2 separate regions of the Homo sapiens genome follow, and region 1 is linked to region 2. Evidence: chromatin loops called from intact Hi-C (ENCODE). Cell type or tissue: IMR-90. All regions are shown on one strand. Links, peaks and the distances in the headings refer to the core of each region. The heading gives the core; the rest is flanking DNA. Region 1 has its middle 11 kb from the start of GJA8. Region 2 holds the start of PRKAB2 (protein kinase AMP-activated non-catalytic subunit beta 2).

The links. Peaks named below come from ENCODE experiments on the same cell type or tissue, not always from the same donor. Only the 100,000 strongest peaks of a DNase experiment are listed, where the experiment ranks them.
Region 1: it touches region 2 in a loop (17-fold over the local background); 2 of 110 quality-filtered maps call a loop at or near these places.

The regions. Positions count from the first base shown.
Region 1 is chr1:147,888,084-147,896,420 of GRCh38, reverse strand. No RefSeq gene overlaps it. Among named protein-coding and RNA genes, the nearest start is that of GJA8, 11 kb to the left of the region's middle. In IMR-90, for the core only: CTCF peaks have their summits at 3,522 (motif pointing right) and 6,033 (motif pointing right); a DNase peak (open chromatin) is centred at 3,540; H3K27me3 peaks cover 179 bases.
Region 2 is chr1:147,168,051-147,176,387 of GRCh38, reverse strand. It overlaps PRKAB2 (protein kinase AMP-activated non-catalytic subunit beta 2), which reads left to right and starts at 3,918. Exons shown (of 8, transcript NM_005399.5): 1 at 3,918-3,959; 2 at 4,221-4,399. The coding sequence starts at 4,244. It also overlaps a transcript of CHD1L not described here. RefSeq lists silencers at 3,589-3,818, 3,989-4,258. In IMR-90, for the core only: a CTCF peak has its summit at 3,691 (motif pointing left); a DNase peak (open chromatin) is centred at 3,837; H3K4me3 peaks cover 3,544 bases; H3K27ac peaks cover 2,709 bases.

The DNA of each region.
Region 1 (8,337 bases), core at 282-8,281, 720 kb before region 2:
TATAAGGTTTGGTTCTACAGTGCTGAATTTTCAGAGCATCTCGGGTCTCCGGTCTTTGTGCTAATTAGTTAACATTTAGCATGTTTTAAAAAGCTGCTTTTTGTTCTGTAAAACCAATATAGCTGCAAATATCTTCTAAATAGACTAATTCACTTTGCACATATCTATATATTTAATAAAACTACAAATGTATGGCATGAATATCTGCACATTGAAAAAAAACTAACAATATAGGGGCATGTAGGGTAAAAAGTAAAGGCCTCGGCCAGGCATGGTGGCTCACACCTGTAATCCCAGCACTTTGGGAGGCCGAGGCAGGCAGATCACCTGAGGTCAGGAGTTCGAGACCAGCCTGGACAACACAGTGAAACCCCATCTCTACTAAAAATACAAAAACTAGCCGGGCATGGTGGCAGCCACCTGTAATCTCAGCTACTTGGGAGGCTGACACAGGAGAATTGCTTGAACCTGGGAAGCGGAGGTTGCAGTGAGCCGAGTTCGTGCCAGTGCACTCCAGCCTGGGTGACAGAGAGAGACTCCGTCTCCAAAAAAACCATAAAAATAAAAAGAGTGGAGGCCTCTCCTTACCCTCTTGTTCCTATCCTACCATCACTGTGACCATGCTTAACAGTTTGATATGTGTCTTTCTAGATGCTTTTTCTATGCATATATGTATGTACATGTCAATGAGATCAACGAATTGCATATTATTGTGTGACTTGCCTTTTTCCCTTAATATATCTTGGTGATCTTTGCAGTGCATGCAGATCAACCTCATCCTTTTAATGTCTGTAATAGTATTCCACAGTAAGGACATCCTGTACGTTTATTTGGTCTGTTCTCTATTGAAAGACACTTAGATTGCTTTTTTTCCTGTCACAATATTTTTAAGTAGTAACATCCTTATGAATATATTTTGAGCACATGTAGGAATATTTCAGGAGTGTGTAGAGGTAGAAATGATTGTTCAAAAGAGGTAAAATTTAAAAGTTCATAGGTACTACCAATCGCTCTCAAACACACTGTACCATACTACACTCATATAGCTGTCAAGGGAGCACTTCGTTATGTATTCTTACAATCACTGGCTATTGTCCAGCTTCACATTTTTTACAATGGGATGGGCAGAAAGTATCTTATTTTAGTTTGTGTTTTTCTGGTTACTAGAGAGATGGCGTGACTCCTCATGTTTACTAGCTATTTGCCTTTCTTTTTTCTGAATTGCCTACTCATATCCTTTGTCCATTTGGGTAGGGGGAGCAGTTGTCTTTTCCTTATAGACGTATAAGCTCTTCTTATAGACTATGGTTATTATTCCTCTGCCACTTATGTTGTAAAACTTTTTCCAAATCATCACTTGTCTTGCAAGTTTACTTTTAGTGTGTTTTGCTGTACAGAGAATTTATATTTTTATCTAATCAAGTCTGTCATTTAAAAATGTATTGTTTCTTGACTTTGTGCCTGGCTTAGAAAGCCCTCTACATTTCACTTAAATTCAAGAAACCAGTTAGAAAAAAATTTTGCCAGATCAGCTTCTGTTTCAGTTCAGCATTTAAGCCTGGATGCTTAAAAAACTGGATTATGATAGCAATGTCAGTACTGCTGATTCTCCTCCTAGTTTTTAGTCCTCTTTCTCTGCTGGCATTAAACATAATGATAATAAAGGAGTACAGTCATCCCAAAGTATCTGTGGGGGATTGGCTCCAGGACCACCCGCAGATACCAAAATCTATACAAACTCAAGTCCTGTAGTCTGCCCTATGAAACCCGTGGATATGAAAAGTGAGCCCTACTATAATGCAGATTTCCAAATCTTGCCTTCCTACCCATGTTTGGTTGCTGATGCAGAACCCACCAATATGGAGACAATACGGAAGGCAGACTGCATTTATTGAAGAACACCTGTGTATAAGTGGACCCGCACAGTTTAAATCATTTTGTGCAAGGGTCAACTATATATACATATATATAATTCATCATCTTGGTGCATCTGGAGACAGATTTTATCATCATTTGCAAGGGCCTCTTCTGATTCGCAAATCAGAAAGTCAAACCTGGGGATTATCTGTGACATTTCGCTTTTCCAATGTGTTTTTGTCTTGCATTTTATGGCTCTGGATGCCTGATTTGTACTATATTCAGATATCACTGATGGATGAGATAGGTGAGAAAGAGCAAGAATGTTATTTTTATTTTATTTTTTTAATTTTAACTTTTTTTTTTTTTGAGACAGAGTCTCACTTGTCACCCAGGCTGGAGTGCAGTCATGCAATCTCGGCTCTCTGCAACCTCCTGGATTCAAGCAATTCTTGTTCCTCAGTCTCCTGAGTAGCTGGAATTACAGGTGTGTGTCACCATACCCAGCTAATTTTTGTATTTTTAGTAGAGATGGGGTTTTACCATATTGGCTGGGTTGGTCTCAAACTCGTGACCTCAGGTCATCTGCCCACCTCAGCCTCCCAAAGTGCTGGGATTACAGTCGTGAGCCACCACATCCAGCCCTGTTTTTCTCCTTTATAGGCATATTTTCTACCTTTTTACGGAGAGAGAGCTTTTTTATTTTTCTTTTTGCCTTTGCTTTTTGTTTTGGAAATTGCTTGTCTCTTTTATGTATCTCTAAGGCTGTCATTACCCTTTCTTGGGCCTGTAACTTCTCACTCAGAAGCAACAGCGTAATTGTCACAGCCCGTCTGGGTTGGTCCTCTTATAGGTACTTGGTCTTTTTGGTCTCAATGTATGTGAAAGACAGAATAATGGCCCGCAAAGATGTCAGCGTCGTAATCCCTGGAACCTGGGAATATGCTATATTACATGGCAAAGAGGAATTAAGGTTTCAGATGTGGAATTAAGGTTCCATTCAAACCACAATTCTCAGTTTTTCCTGGCTCCAAGCGATGCTCTGTTCTACAGAAAGCAGCCACTCACTCTTAAGAAACGTACTTGCTGGGCATCTGATTGGCTTTAGGCTCACAGATTCCTATAATTTGCATATTCCGGTGGTAATTATTCTTCCTATAATTATTCTAGAATCTAATATACAACTGTGCTTTGGTTGCCATTCATGACAAAGAAATAGCTGTGGTCTGTCTGTGCCAGTTACTCTGAATTTCACAAAGGCTTGCCTCTTTCCTCATTCTTTACTACTTGGTTTCTTTTCAACTCAAGTTAGAGATTTGAATCTGACCAGATTTTTTGGAATGAATCTAGACCTGGAAGCAGGAAAACCTCAGTGTCTGTAGCTTAATCTAGTTGGTCTCTCAGTCACCAAGGTCTTCAGTTTGTCTGTCTTGTAAGTGGGGATAATGCATCTCATGTACATCAGCTGACATAGTTCCTAACCCACAGGAGACTCAAAACAAATATTGTTTTCTTCCCATCTCTCAGTTTTATGGCCTGTAACATGGGTATATTAATGAGACATACTTTGCCAAGGTTTTTTGAGGATTAAATAAGATAATACAGATATTCAGAAAGAAATGCAAGCTTGTTTCCTTTTGGAGTCATGCTGCACTCCTACCACTAGATGGCATGATCAGCACAGCCAGCTGGTGAAAACAGCTCTGAAGTCTAAGGGAAAGGGATCCCACTTCGTTTTCTTTTCTCAGGATGAAGTTTGGAAATAATTATCACAGATGTACTGAAGAAGTCTTCATTTTTGCTGTAAATCATGTATTACCATCAGAGATTTTCTTGGGCAGTAGACTTCCCTGAGGAATGGTTGGAAGTGAGGCCTAGAAACTGGAGTGGTCTCTTTGAAACGTCGTTTGATCATGTCCTTCCCATACATGCCTCTTTTATCGTGTCCTTCCCAGACTTTAATCTCACTGTGGTTTGCTGTCACCTATTCAAGTACATATAAAATAAGTCACTCAGGGCTGGGTGCGGTGGCTCATGCCTGTAATCCTAGCACTTTGGCTGAGGCGGGCGGATCACTTGAGTTAGAGTGAAACTCTGTCTGGAAAAAAAAAAATCACTCAGGTTGAGAGTGAGAGGCCCCTAGTCCTGCCCCTGAGGCACCACAGTGGAGCCCTGGAACTCCGTGAGCCATGGCTGAAGAACCACTGCAGGAGGAAGCTTGGGGCCTTTAGCATGGCACATAGGGCCCTCTGCTGTCTGATGACTGCCAATTTACTCCAGCCCATCTCTTGCCACTCATAGCTTTGCACTGGCTCTCAGCACCTATGATCTACCGAGTTTCTTATGCACATAATCCTGTTTCTTGCCTCTATGCCTTTGCCTACGCAGTCCCCTCTCTATTTTGAATCTCCTCTCCCCTAACTGACTCATCCGTTGGGGCTCAGTTTGGGCTTTAACTTCCCCAGGACTTCTTACTTGACCCTATCTAAGTTGTTTTCTAGTAGTTCACTTATGTGTCTGCATCCCCCACTAGTCTGTGAGATTTCTGAGTACAGGGAAAGTCTCTTACGTCTATTTTATAAAGGCCTGGCAAATGAAAGAACTCAATGGGTTTGGAGAAATGAATGAGTGATGAGTAGAGAGAAGGGCACCACCTAGATGAGGAGGTAGGAGATGAAGATGTAGGAGATGAAGATGTAGGAGTGGCAAAGGAAAATGAGTGTTTTGAATCTAGAAGTAAGGGGAGTCCTTCCCCAGCTGCAGGCTGAGCCCCCAGCAGGAGACCAGGTGAGCCTTCTTCTCTCAAAGCCTCAGTGGCAGCCCTCACAAGAGGTCACCAGGGGCTGGGAAATTGGAACTCCTTCAGCCACAGAGCAGCTGTTAGAGAAGCACTAGCAGTGTTGGGAGAGGAGGACCTCGGGATGGGGGCAAAGGCTCCGGCTGTCCCAGAGAGACAGTGCAGAAGGATGGCTGTTTGACTGCCCAGGCTCCAGGGACAGCAGGCTTGCTTCTAAGAATCATTTTGACTGTGATCTTCGAGGCCTGGGGTTGGAGGGCCTAAATCTGCCCAGGCTGTACTAAAGGCAAGTGTCCTACCAGGGATGACCTCTGCCAGAAGGCCAGAGGGCGGAGGTGGATCTCAATCTGAAACTGGGAGGGGAAACCACTTGAATCTTAAAAAAATCGCTTCTTACTTCATTTTCCTTCTGAGCGGGTCCCTAGACATCCAAACAATGCCTCTCCAGGCAGCCTGGCACGGCTGTCATAAAATGCAACTGAAATCTGTATCTATGGAAACAGGCTGGCTCCTCGTTTTTGCCTCTCTCACTCCCTGCTTCTGTGTTGGCCAGGATGGGGCTAGACTCCAAGCTCTGCACTCTGATGTAGGGGCAGCTTCATCCATGCTCTGATGGACCTCCTGTGTCCCCCTTCCTTTTACCTCCTCTTACCAGAGGCAGAGGAGGTTCTGGGAGAGGGTGACCTCGGGATGGGGGCAAAGGTTCCGGCTGTCCCAGAGAGACAGTGCAGAAGGATGACTGTTTGCCTGCCCAGGCTCCAGGGACAGCAGGGAGTGACTGACAGGGGTGCTGTAGGCTCGATGCCCCAATCTGGGCTTTTGGGATTGAGGCCCAGACCTTTATCCACTCAACAAAATTAATTCCCTGCCTCCTCCACCCACCCTAGGCTTGACAGCAATTCTCTGGTCCTTTCTTTCCGTTGCCTGAAGAGGTGACTTAGTATTCCTTAGGGTACATATGTGATGGTGTTTGGTTTGAGAGGTTTATTTAAAAAAAATATTTTGGGGGGATTTAAGATGAATGAAAATCATTCTGCTTCAACTTGGCAGAATGGACTGAAATGGAAACAAAGACAGCACAACTCTTTTCTTCTCTAGCCCTGATGTGCTGATTTACTAAACCAGGAGTTTTCTTGCAGGGGCAACCTGTTTTCAAAACACACTGCAGACAGGTCTAGCTTAGCTGACCTGTGTGAACATCAATGGGGAGGGTAGAAGGAACAGGGTGATGGCATTCGGGGATCTCACCATTCTGACAAGACACAAGTCATTCAACAGCCAGAGGTTCTGAGGACAGCATTTCCACTCCCACGGGGTGCCCCTGTCTGGGCAGCCCAGGACAGCGTCCGGAATACCGCAGAGCTTGGCCCTGCGCCACGAGGGGGCGATGCCGTCTCTCTTTTGCTCCACGCACTGTAGTAGACGCCTTCAGAGCCTGAGGGCAAAGAAAAGAGGCTTACTCCAAGTCTGCAAAGGAGAGTCAAGTGAACTCTTTTTTTCCACACGGGAAAAGATGGATATGGTCTAAATGGGAGGGGCTGGGAGGACAGGAAATGCAAAGGGGGACAACCTTGGCTTTAATTTTACTGTATAACCACACTCTCTGGGCCGGTTTCCTGGTGCCTTCCCTTTCACCCTGTTTAGTGATCATTATACTGGTGGCACTGGATGCCCCAGAGGGTATCCCTCTTTTTCTCCTCTTACTTTTCTTCCTATTCAGAAGTCCCTTTTATCACGGAAATATTTGCCCTGTCTCCCACAGCACCACAAATCCAGAATCACCAACCCGAGGGTTTCAAGATTCTTTGCTCTATCCCCTCCCTTCTCTCAGACCTGTCCTTATTTCCTTTGGTCCTGCACAATTCTACTGTATCCCTGATTGTACCAGGGGCAATATTTGATGATAAAGGGCAGAGTAAATTGTAGAGCATTAGGTTCATGTGATGACAAAGCAAAGGGCAAAACTTCAGCAGATGGCAGGCCTTGATCACTGGAGACAAACATTCTGGGGCCTTTCTGGTTAGGGCAATGGAGAACCCATTCTAAGAGTTATGGCTGAGATTGTGTGAATTTAACTCACCCACCTGCAAATCAGAGACAGACTTGGCTACAGGAAGCCTCTGTTGCTAGGGGCAGAATTGGGGAGCTTTTGGGACCTTCTCTCTTGTGAGTTGTCCATGGCCTGGGCTTGCACTCCAAAAGCCTCCTGGCTAATTGAAATCCACTGGTACAGCTTGCATCAACAAAGACTCCAGGCTCCTACTCAGGAGTTCATTTTGCCCTTGGCCTACCTGTAAACCCATTAGAGTGGAGAGTGCAGAGGAATTTCTCTCCCCACTAGGTCCAGCAAACACATTTTCATGTCCTTGTAAACGATGAGGGAGTCTTCCATGGAAGACTGTAGGTAGAGCCATCACTGGCTTTCACAACATGGTTTAGTATTTTTGTTGTCAGTCTCTATAATCTGGCTATAATTCTATAATTCTGGCTCAGAATCTATCACTTACTAGCTCTGTGATAGGTGGCAAATTAACCCTTTTAAATCTCATTTTTATCATCTGTAGATGGAGATGATTATTATGAGAACTTAATGAGATAATCTATGTTAAAGTACTCGGCCCAATTGCTGGCACATAAATGGTTGTTATCATTATCTTGAAATGCAGTGGAGTATAAAGGCTAAGCCAGCTGACTCAAATCTGAGCTCTACCACTTACCGTCAGTGTGAGCTCAGGAAAACCATTTGATTTCTATATGCCTCAGTCTTCTCAGATGTAAAATGCAATTTATTTATTTGAGACAGGGCCTCTCTCCTGTTATCCAGGCTGGAGTGCAGTGGCACAATCATAGCTCACTGTAACCTTGAAGTCCTGGGCTCAGGTGATCCTCCTGCTTCAGCCTTCTGAGTAGCTAGGACTACAGGCATGTGCCACCATGCCCAGCTAATTAGAAAAAAAAAATCTGTAGAGACAAGGTCTGGCTGTGTTGCCCAGGTTGGTCTCAGGCTCCTGGCCTCAAGTGATCCTCCCACCCCAGCCTCCCAAAGCACGGGGATTATAGGCATGAGCCACCATGCCTGGCTAAAAATGAAGTTTAATAATCACAGCTATGTCACAGGGTACTTAGGACTGAATAGATAATGTATGCAGTGCACTGAAAACAGTTCTTGGCATATGCTGAGTACTCAAAGAAGGCTGGTCATCACTGCCTATAAAGCTGTGGTTTGGATTATCCAAAAGTTACCTGCATTTTGCTCTAGAATACTAAGATGCGTGTTTTAGTTAGCAGGAGAATTATTTTCTTATTTGACTTAGTTTGCAGTAAGGTGAATCTGTATTTGTTACTTGTACAACTGGTTAATGCTGGGGCTGGGGCTTAGAACATGGCTGAGGGAGACTGGTTAGAGATGCAAGATGTGCCACAGAGAGTCCAGAAAACAGATCACTTTGAGGCACTTGCATGGCATCTTTTCACTAGTGCTCCTGTATAGTTTATCTTTTACTACATATCAGTTTAGAAAGAAAGATTTTATTGTCAAACCAATTTTGCAGGTAGAAGAGTAGGTGAAAGAGACAGATTACGTGCCCTGCCCAAAGGTCACAAAAGCAGGATCTATATCCACATGGCAGTTGCATTTAAAAATAAAAATTAATCAAAGTAGCTTTTGGCTCTGCCTGACAGGA
Region 2 (8,337 bases), core at 322-8,321:
GGTTCTGAGGATCACATGATAGAATTTACATGCAAATCCTTTGGAATCTGAAAGGAAAAATTATGATACTATTTGGGGAAAATTCTGTACCTTTGAATTGGGTCTATCTTCCTTTAGGTGAGCAGAATCACTATTATTTCTCTGCCTGTATAAAAACTATAAAAAGATTAAAATCAATGGTATTTGTTTAAAAATAATTAGTTTACCCAATGGTTGAGTAGTCTCTTGTGTATAAACTCATATATTTTGCTAATGCTGATTTTATTAATAGTTTTTAATTTAGGCATAATTTTCATACAATAAAAATTTACTTTTTATTGTACAGTTTGGTAAGTATCAATAACTCCACTGCAGTCAAGATACAGACCTGTTCCATACCTCCCCTTCAAAATTTCTTCATGCCCTTTTGTAGTCAATCACTCCCCACCCCCCACCCCCAAGTCCTGGCAAACACTGATCTGTTTTCTGACCGTATAGTCTTCCTTTTTCCAGAATGTCACATAAGTGGAGCCTGGCTTCTTTTACTTCCCATAATGCATTTGAGATTCATCAATATTATTGTATGTATCGAGTTATTCTTTTATTACTGAGTAGTATTCCATTTATAGCTATGCTACATTTTAATTATTGATTCACCAGATGTATTAGCCTATTTTCACACTGCTATAAAGACATACCTGAGACTAGGTAATTTATAAAGAAAAGAGGTTTAATTTACTTATAGTTCTGCATGGCTGGGGAGGACTTCAGAAACTTACAGTTATGGTAGAAGGGAAGCAAGCTCATCTTATGTGGCACAGGGGAGAGACAGTGAGTGTGTGTGAATGAAGGAAGAACTGCCAAACACTTTTAAAACCATCATCTCTGGTGAGAATTCATGCACCATCACAAGAACAGCATGGGGGAAACCGCCCCCATCATCCAATCACTTCCCTCCCTTGACACGTGAAGGTTATAGGTCCTTCCTTCAACACGTGGGTATTACAATTTGAGATGAGATTTGGGTGGGGACACAGAACCAAACCATATCACCAGGTGAAGGACATTATGTTTTTTCCATTTTAGGGTTTGTGTTTTTTCTATTATATGAATAAAGACATATATGTGTTTACAGGTTTTGTGTGAACTTGTTTTTATGTCACTCGGATAAATACCCAGGAGTGGGAATTAGTATGCTGCATGATTAAGTAAATGTTTAACTTTATAAAAAAGATCAGATTGTTTTTTGAAACAGTAACCATCAAGATCAGATGTTATACCTATCCTTGGTCATAAATGGAGGATGAAACTTGGTGAGTGGAGATGGGAATATAAACCTCCAGATGCCCAATTTAACCTGTCATCCAGTTCTGTAAAATCAATCCTTCATTCTCACATCCTCACTTCTCAGAGGAAGCGAGGTCTCTTTAGCAGTGTGTGTAAAGGCTTGCATGTGAGGCTGCCCATGTTATTTTTCTGTTTATTAGGCAGAATGATTGATCTGAGGAGACCAGTGGCAATGACATCCTAGACACAGTAACATCAGGACAACCCATTACTTTTCCTATTACCTCCTTCTTTTCCTTTCCTCTAGAAAGAAAGAAGAGCATTGGGGTGACAGCAATAAATCTAAAGGGAACAATTATACTGATACTGGTTAAGAGGATCTTGTATCTTTACTTATTCCCGAATCTAAGAAAAAAAAAAGGAATTTGGGACTAAGGAGAATTCATTCTTCCTACAGTGTCACATTACATTTGTTCTGTGTCTAAAACCTGCAATATTCAAAACTGACTTTTATTATTAACTGTTGAGTGACTTACAAATGTTGTTAGAGCAGAGCAGGGCAGAACAGTGTCATGGATAATCTTCCAAAGCAGATAATTCAAAAGTCATTTCCATTTAGCTGTGCAAAAACAGTTTATTTCTCTCCGTCAGTTTTCCATTGGTTAACGTACTTTGTTTCTGCTAGGCTGATTTGACTACTGCAAGGAAATACATACCAAGGACATATTATTTGGCATGGTGAAACCACCTTGGGGTCAGAAAACTGAATACTACACAAGTCAAGGTTTAATGTATTATGTATCTTCAAGGGCCTTGCTTCAGTGTCCTATGGTAAGGAATTGAGGGGTGGAGGGAGAAAAGTAGGGATAACCAAAAAGCATGTACTCAGACATAAAGATTTTGGAGGGGTGAGCAAGAAGTTGCAGTAAAATCGTACCTTTTTTTTTTCTTCCTGTAAACTGTCTTTGGTTTATGAGCCAAAGAATGAGTTTATAAGAGGCAGAGCAAAGAATAGGGGAGTAGTGAATTTGTTGTACTTAAGTGGGATGTCAACTTCATAATATAAAAATGAACGTTTCAGCAAATAGAGCTGCTCACTCAGAAAGGGTGGCCTATGTAACTTGGGGTTCCCCATCATTGGCCGTGTTTAAGCCTAAGTGGCATATCTGGTTAGAAATGGATTACAGTAAACAGTATTCCTGTATCCTTCATTCCGCAAATGCAAAAGCCTACTCTGTATAAGGTACATGCAGAATATGAAAAGGTATCAAATCTGGATCTGCTCTCTGCCAGCTGTCAAAGCATTGCTTCTCACACACTTTAATGTGATCTTGTTAAAATGCAGATTCAGAACCCTGGGGATGGGGCCTGATTCTGCATTTCTAACAGGCTCCCAGTTGACGCCAACACTGCTGGTCTGTGTAACACAGAGTGATAAACGTTTCTAGAAGGAGACATGCAAATACTTATAATACAAAGGTAAGTACCTTAGGGATTCCACTAATTTTCATAAAAAACCTGGATCCCTCCCAACCCTAGGGCTGTCTTTGCCCTTTTTATACCTTTAGTGTTCCTTCTGATGTTTTCGTTGTTGCTATCTTCCTTGAATTTTATTTCTTCTGAGGTTTCTCACTGTGTATGCTGTTTCTTAGCCTAGGAGAGCCTTTTCGTTCTTCTCCTAAGACTAACATTTTACTAATTTGTCAAGGAGCTAGAGCTCCTAAACACGCCATCTTGAATTCTTCCCTGCGACCCCAGTCGGGCTGAAAGCTCCTTCCTTGTCGCTCCCCACTGAACAGATTTTTCTTGGGGCGGGGAGAGGGGGACGGAGTATCGCTGAGTCGCCAGGCTGGAGTGCAATGGCGCGATCTCGGCTCACCGCAACCTCCGCCTCCCGGGTTCAAGCGATTCTTCTGCCTCATCCTCCCAAGTAGCTGGGACTTCCGGCGCGCGCCACCACGCCCAGCTAATTTTTGTATTTTTAGTAGAGCCGGGGTTTCACCTTGTTGGCCAGGATGGTCTTGATCTCCTGACTTCGTGATCTGCTCGCCTCAGCCTCCCAAAGTGCTGGGAATACAGGCGTGAGCCACTGCGCCCGGTCAGAACAGTTTTAACCTCCAGCAATGACCACTGCTTCCTTCTGCCTGCAGTTGGAAGTCAGTTTCAGTTTTCTTATTCCCTATAAGGAACCCACCTCTCCGGTCGCCTAACACACAGATGCTGCCCAGAAAACGTGCTGGCGCACCTGAGGCGGGGTAGAAAGCCGTGCCGCTCCTCCCGGCACCGAGCACCGGAGCCCAGGGAGGCGGCCTCCGAGTGTCATTTGGGGACGTCCCTTCTGCCGGGTAGTCTCAGAGGCCAAGCGCTCCTATTATCCCGGGCGCAGTCTCCCCAGGCGGGACAGGCCCTGCCTGGCGCCCCCTCCTGGCGCTGGAGGCTGCGTGCGACTGCCCACCATCGAGGCGGCGGCGGCGGCGGCTAGAGAGGCCGGCGGGTCCCGGGCGCCGAGGCTGCAGGCCGCAGGGAACGCGCACTGGGCGGACTCCGCGCCGCCGGCCTTGTAGCCATTTTAGGAGGAATCGCTGGTCGCCAGCGAGGGGTGCGGCTTCAATTTCAATAACTTTATTGGTGGCCTGATCTGCAGAACAGCCATCACATCAGTGGCCCTTGGAGGAGGGAGCGCATCGCCCGAGGTGACTGGAGTGGGGGCGCCCCTGGCAGTGAGCGCGGGGACGCGGGGGAGGTCCCGATAGCGGGTTTCCTGAGCTAGGGCCAGTGAGGGCACCGGGGTATTTGCAGGCGTTCCCGCAGGCCAGGAGGGAGAGGGCTCCAGGGCTCGGCTTCCCTGGGGCGGGGAATCCCTTGCCCTGTCCCGAGGCGCAGGGGCGGGGCCGGGGGGCGCCCCTGACGCGGCGGCTGAGGTGTTCCCAGCCCGGTGTCGTTCCCCGCGGTAGGTGGTCCCCGACGAGCTGCAGCCATGGGAAACACCACCAGCGACCGGGTGTCCGGGGAGCGCCACGGCGCCAAGGCTGCACGCTCCGAGGGCGCAGGCGGCCATGCCCCGGGGAAGGAGCACAAGATCATGGTGGGGAGTACGGACGACCCCAGCGTGTTCAGCCTCCCTGACTCCAAGGTAAGCGTCCCATGCCCGCAGTTGGTGTCAGTACTGCAGCGGGTTGATTTCTGGGCTCCTCTTCCCTTTCTTGGTTCTTTTCTACCGCGCCGAACCGGGCTATGGTTTTTTGAATTAAAGGGATTTATCGGGGACAGAGGTGTTGGATGATAATTCCTCTTGAAGTGCCGCCTCAAAATAGGATAAAGAGGCGGAGTTCTTGCTTTCCTGGTGTTCTGACTAATCTGTTGGCCACATTTTTAGGATGGGGACAATAGACATCCCCCCATCCCCGATCCTCCGAGCACGAATGGCTCTCTTCCATAGCGTTGCTGAATTTGTAGTTTGTAATCCCTGGTGGACAACTTCAGAGGGTAGGTTGCACGAGTTGCTGACCATAGGTGGTAGTTTCTCACCTTTGCCCTGAGGTGGCTAAATGAAATTCTTTTTCTGAAAATTTCTATGTATCAGTATCATTTTTGCTCTTCTAGCAGCTCTACAGTTGTGATCCTCTTCCCTTTTGGCACGGCTGTAAGCAGCAACTACTTGCTTATTGAATACTTTCTCCTAGTCTTGGGGATCAATTAAGGACATCATTTAGTTGACTGCTTAATTTTTGTCCCATACTTTATAGTTGTGGTGGCTGAGGCTGTGCCTCTTTCACGCCCCGCTGCTGCTCCGTAGGTGGAAGAGCCAATGATTCCACGACTTGTTTACTCCTCAGTAGTACTTCAAAATGTTGCGTGGCTAAAAAAACGACAACCCACAGCTGCCCTGAAGACCTTGCTCTCAATTCCAAGGACTTTCAGGAAGAGAACAACTTGTTTTCACTCTGTAAGAAAGGACAGATGGAGCTGATAGCAGCGATTACCATTCTAATGTTTCTAATGGCTTTCAGAGCTGTCAGCATGAAATACAAGTAATTCCTCCAGGTAGACTGACTGGATGAGATAGAAAAATGGAGGGCTTGAGGAGATTCGGGTGTGTTTGATGTTTCCTATCATTTCATCACTTCCCAGGGAACTGGGGCTTTAGAGAGTGAATAGAGTATTGTTTGCCATATTGGTAGCACATGGAATTTGGATTCCATGATTTATTTCTTTGGATCTCAATTGATAACATCATCACAGCCTGGCGCAGAGGCTCACGCCTGTAATCCCAGCACTTTGGGAGGCCGAGGCGGTTGGATCATTTGAGGTCAGGTGTTCGAGACCAGCCTGACCAACATGGTGAAACCCCGTCTCTACTAAAAATACAGAAAAAGTAGCCGGGCATGCTGGTGCATGCCTGTAGTCCCAGCTACTCGGGAGGCTGAGGCAGGAGAATCGCTTGAACCCGGGAGGCGGTGGTTGCAGTGAGTTTAGATCAAACCACTGCACTCCAGCCTGGGTGACAGACTCTCAAAACAAAAAAACAAAAAAACAAAAAAACCAACCATAATCACAGAGAAGTGAGAGTGATTAAAAGGAGCACTTATTGGGGTTTATTCTCCAATTCTCCATTCTTATTTGGGCTATCTACAAGCCATCTGAATTTACTTCTTCAAAGCTTTCGAAAGGTGATCCGCCTCATTATATTTTTACCCTTTTCCTATGTTGATGACTCAGGATTTAAATACAGTGTATTTGTCGAACTGTGACTGCAGTAATTGGTGTCCTGATTAAAAGCCAGGTTGCTCTGTCTGAATTGGGGCCTATTTTGTATTATTCTTATCTCTCACCTCAGTCTTGGCATTTGTGAATTAAGAAAATTATTCATATAATTTTCAGATTGTCTGAAAATCAGATAATTCCTAAGGTCTCATTTAAGTCTAAAATTTTATAGTTCTCAATGTAGCCTCTTTACTTCTAAACTCAACATTTTACTTAAACATCAAACTGTAGTTCTGATTGTCGTTTTGCCTCTTTTCCTGGTAGTTTTGCTGAGTAACTTGGAGTAAACAATCTTTCTGCTAGTCAGTTGCATTCATTCCTACTACAGAAATGTCATGTCATAAGTGGAAGGGCTTTCCTCCAAAGCTAGGCATATTAATAGTTTGTAGCTTTCAAATTCTAAACTGAAAATCCTGTCATAAAAGTAACTGACAGAAACAGTGGCAGGGGGGCCTACTTTGCTTTGAATGCCTGCCTTTTTCAGTGGACTAGTTCAGTGGTTCTCAATCCTGTTTGCACATTAGAATCACCTCAGATTTCTTTAAATAGTTTTTGGAAAATTTGAAACACTTTCAAAGTAGGGGGAAACAGTATAATGACATCTATATACATGCCACCCAGTTTGAACAATGATCATATCTTGAATGAACATATAACATCTATACCCCAGTCCACTATTCTCCCACTAGTTATTTTGAAGCAAATTCCCAGATATTATATCAAGTATTATTTTATCTGTAACATTTTAGGATGTACCTCTAAAGATGAGGGTTTTTTCTTTGTTATTTTAACATAATCACGGTATATCTGGGAAGCTTTTTTTCCTTTATTTTAACATAATCACAGTGTTATCTAGAAAGCTTTTTAAAAATAGGTTCCCAGATCTTACATCCGAATCTGAGGGTTATTCTTAGGCATATGTCAAATTCTTGTAATTCTAACGCAGCCAGTTAGTCAAGAGTGCATTGTTCTGAGAATATGTAGTTTTCTCTTAAGTCAATTCCTTATGTGAAAGTCCTTTCAATTCTCTTTCTCTATTTACTTTGGATTATCCTGCTACTGATATGCTATACTGTAGTTTTGAGGAATATCAAGAGAATGTATGGAGGGAAGCTATGTCAACCATTTTGAAAAGAAAGCCCAAATGAATAAGCTAGTCCTTTTTTTAAAAAAAAACCCACATTATTCAATTTAGTAATATTTAGGCTTAATACTATACAGTCTTATTTACCAAAGTCACTTAAACCAGTCTAAAATAGGGGTCAGCAATCTTTCTGTAAAGGGCCAGATAGTAAATAGTTTAGACTTTGTAGACCATACAGTCTCTGTTATAGCTACGCAATTCTGCCACTGTAGCCTGTAAGCAGCTATAGACAATATAGGTAAGCAAGGCAGGTATGTTGGTTCACACCTCTAGTCTCAGCTTCTCTGGAAGCTGAGGTGGGAAGATGGCTTGAGCCCAGGAGTTCGAGGCTGCAGTGAGCTATGATTACACCACTCACTGCATTCCAGCCTGGGTGACAGAGCAAGGTCCTTTCTCAATCAATCAATCAGTAAAATAATAGGTAAACAAATGGGCAGAGCTGTTTTCAAATAACACTTGATAAAAGCATCTGGCTTACTGGCTGTCTGCCAACTCTTGGTCCAAAGGATAGTAATGAAAAGAAACAGGAGTTACTGTTTTTACAATCCCATAAACCTCATTTGATAAGAGAGCTACTTTTGATAAAGGAAATTGTATTTTTGATCTCTTGCTTCTTGAGGTTCTAGAATTTTTATTCCTACTCCTGAAATAATTAGTATAAGCCTGGGATAGGGGAATAAGTAAGATTTCATAGCCACTTCTCAAGTTTTAAGAAATCAGTGATCTAGTTTTTGAATTTTTAATGTTTCTTCTTTTTACTTCTTAGCTGAAATACAGTTTATGAATTACTTATGAATTTTGATATCTCTGACTTCCATTACAACTGGTAATTGAGAGCTATTCATATTTGCCTATAAAAATATATGGCTGACTTAATTATCTTTTACAGAACCATACTTTGTTTTCATTTTTTTTTCCTCTGAAGAAAGACTCAGAAGCATATCATAATTGCCTGCCTATGAGTTAAACTAGTGGTAGGGAGTTATTTTTTTCTTTTTTTTTTAAGGGAGAGTCTAAGGCTCTGGAAGGGTAAGTGACACAGGTAGACTCAAAAGTTAGGCTATGATTTAGGCAGTGCTTGAGCATAGGCCATTTGACCATTTTTGGTCCTAGATGAGTTCTTTTTCTATAATTTGTTCAAACTCTGATTTAGTTGCTAATTT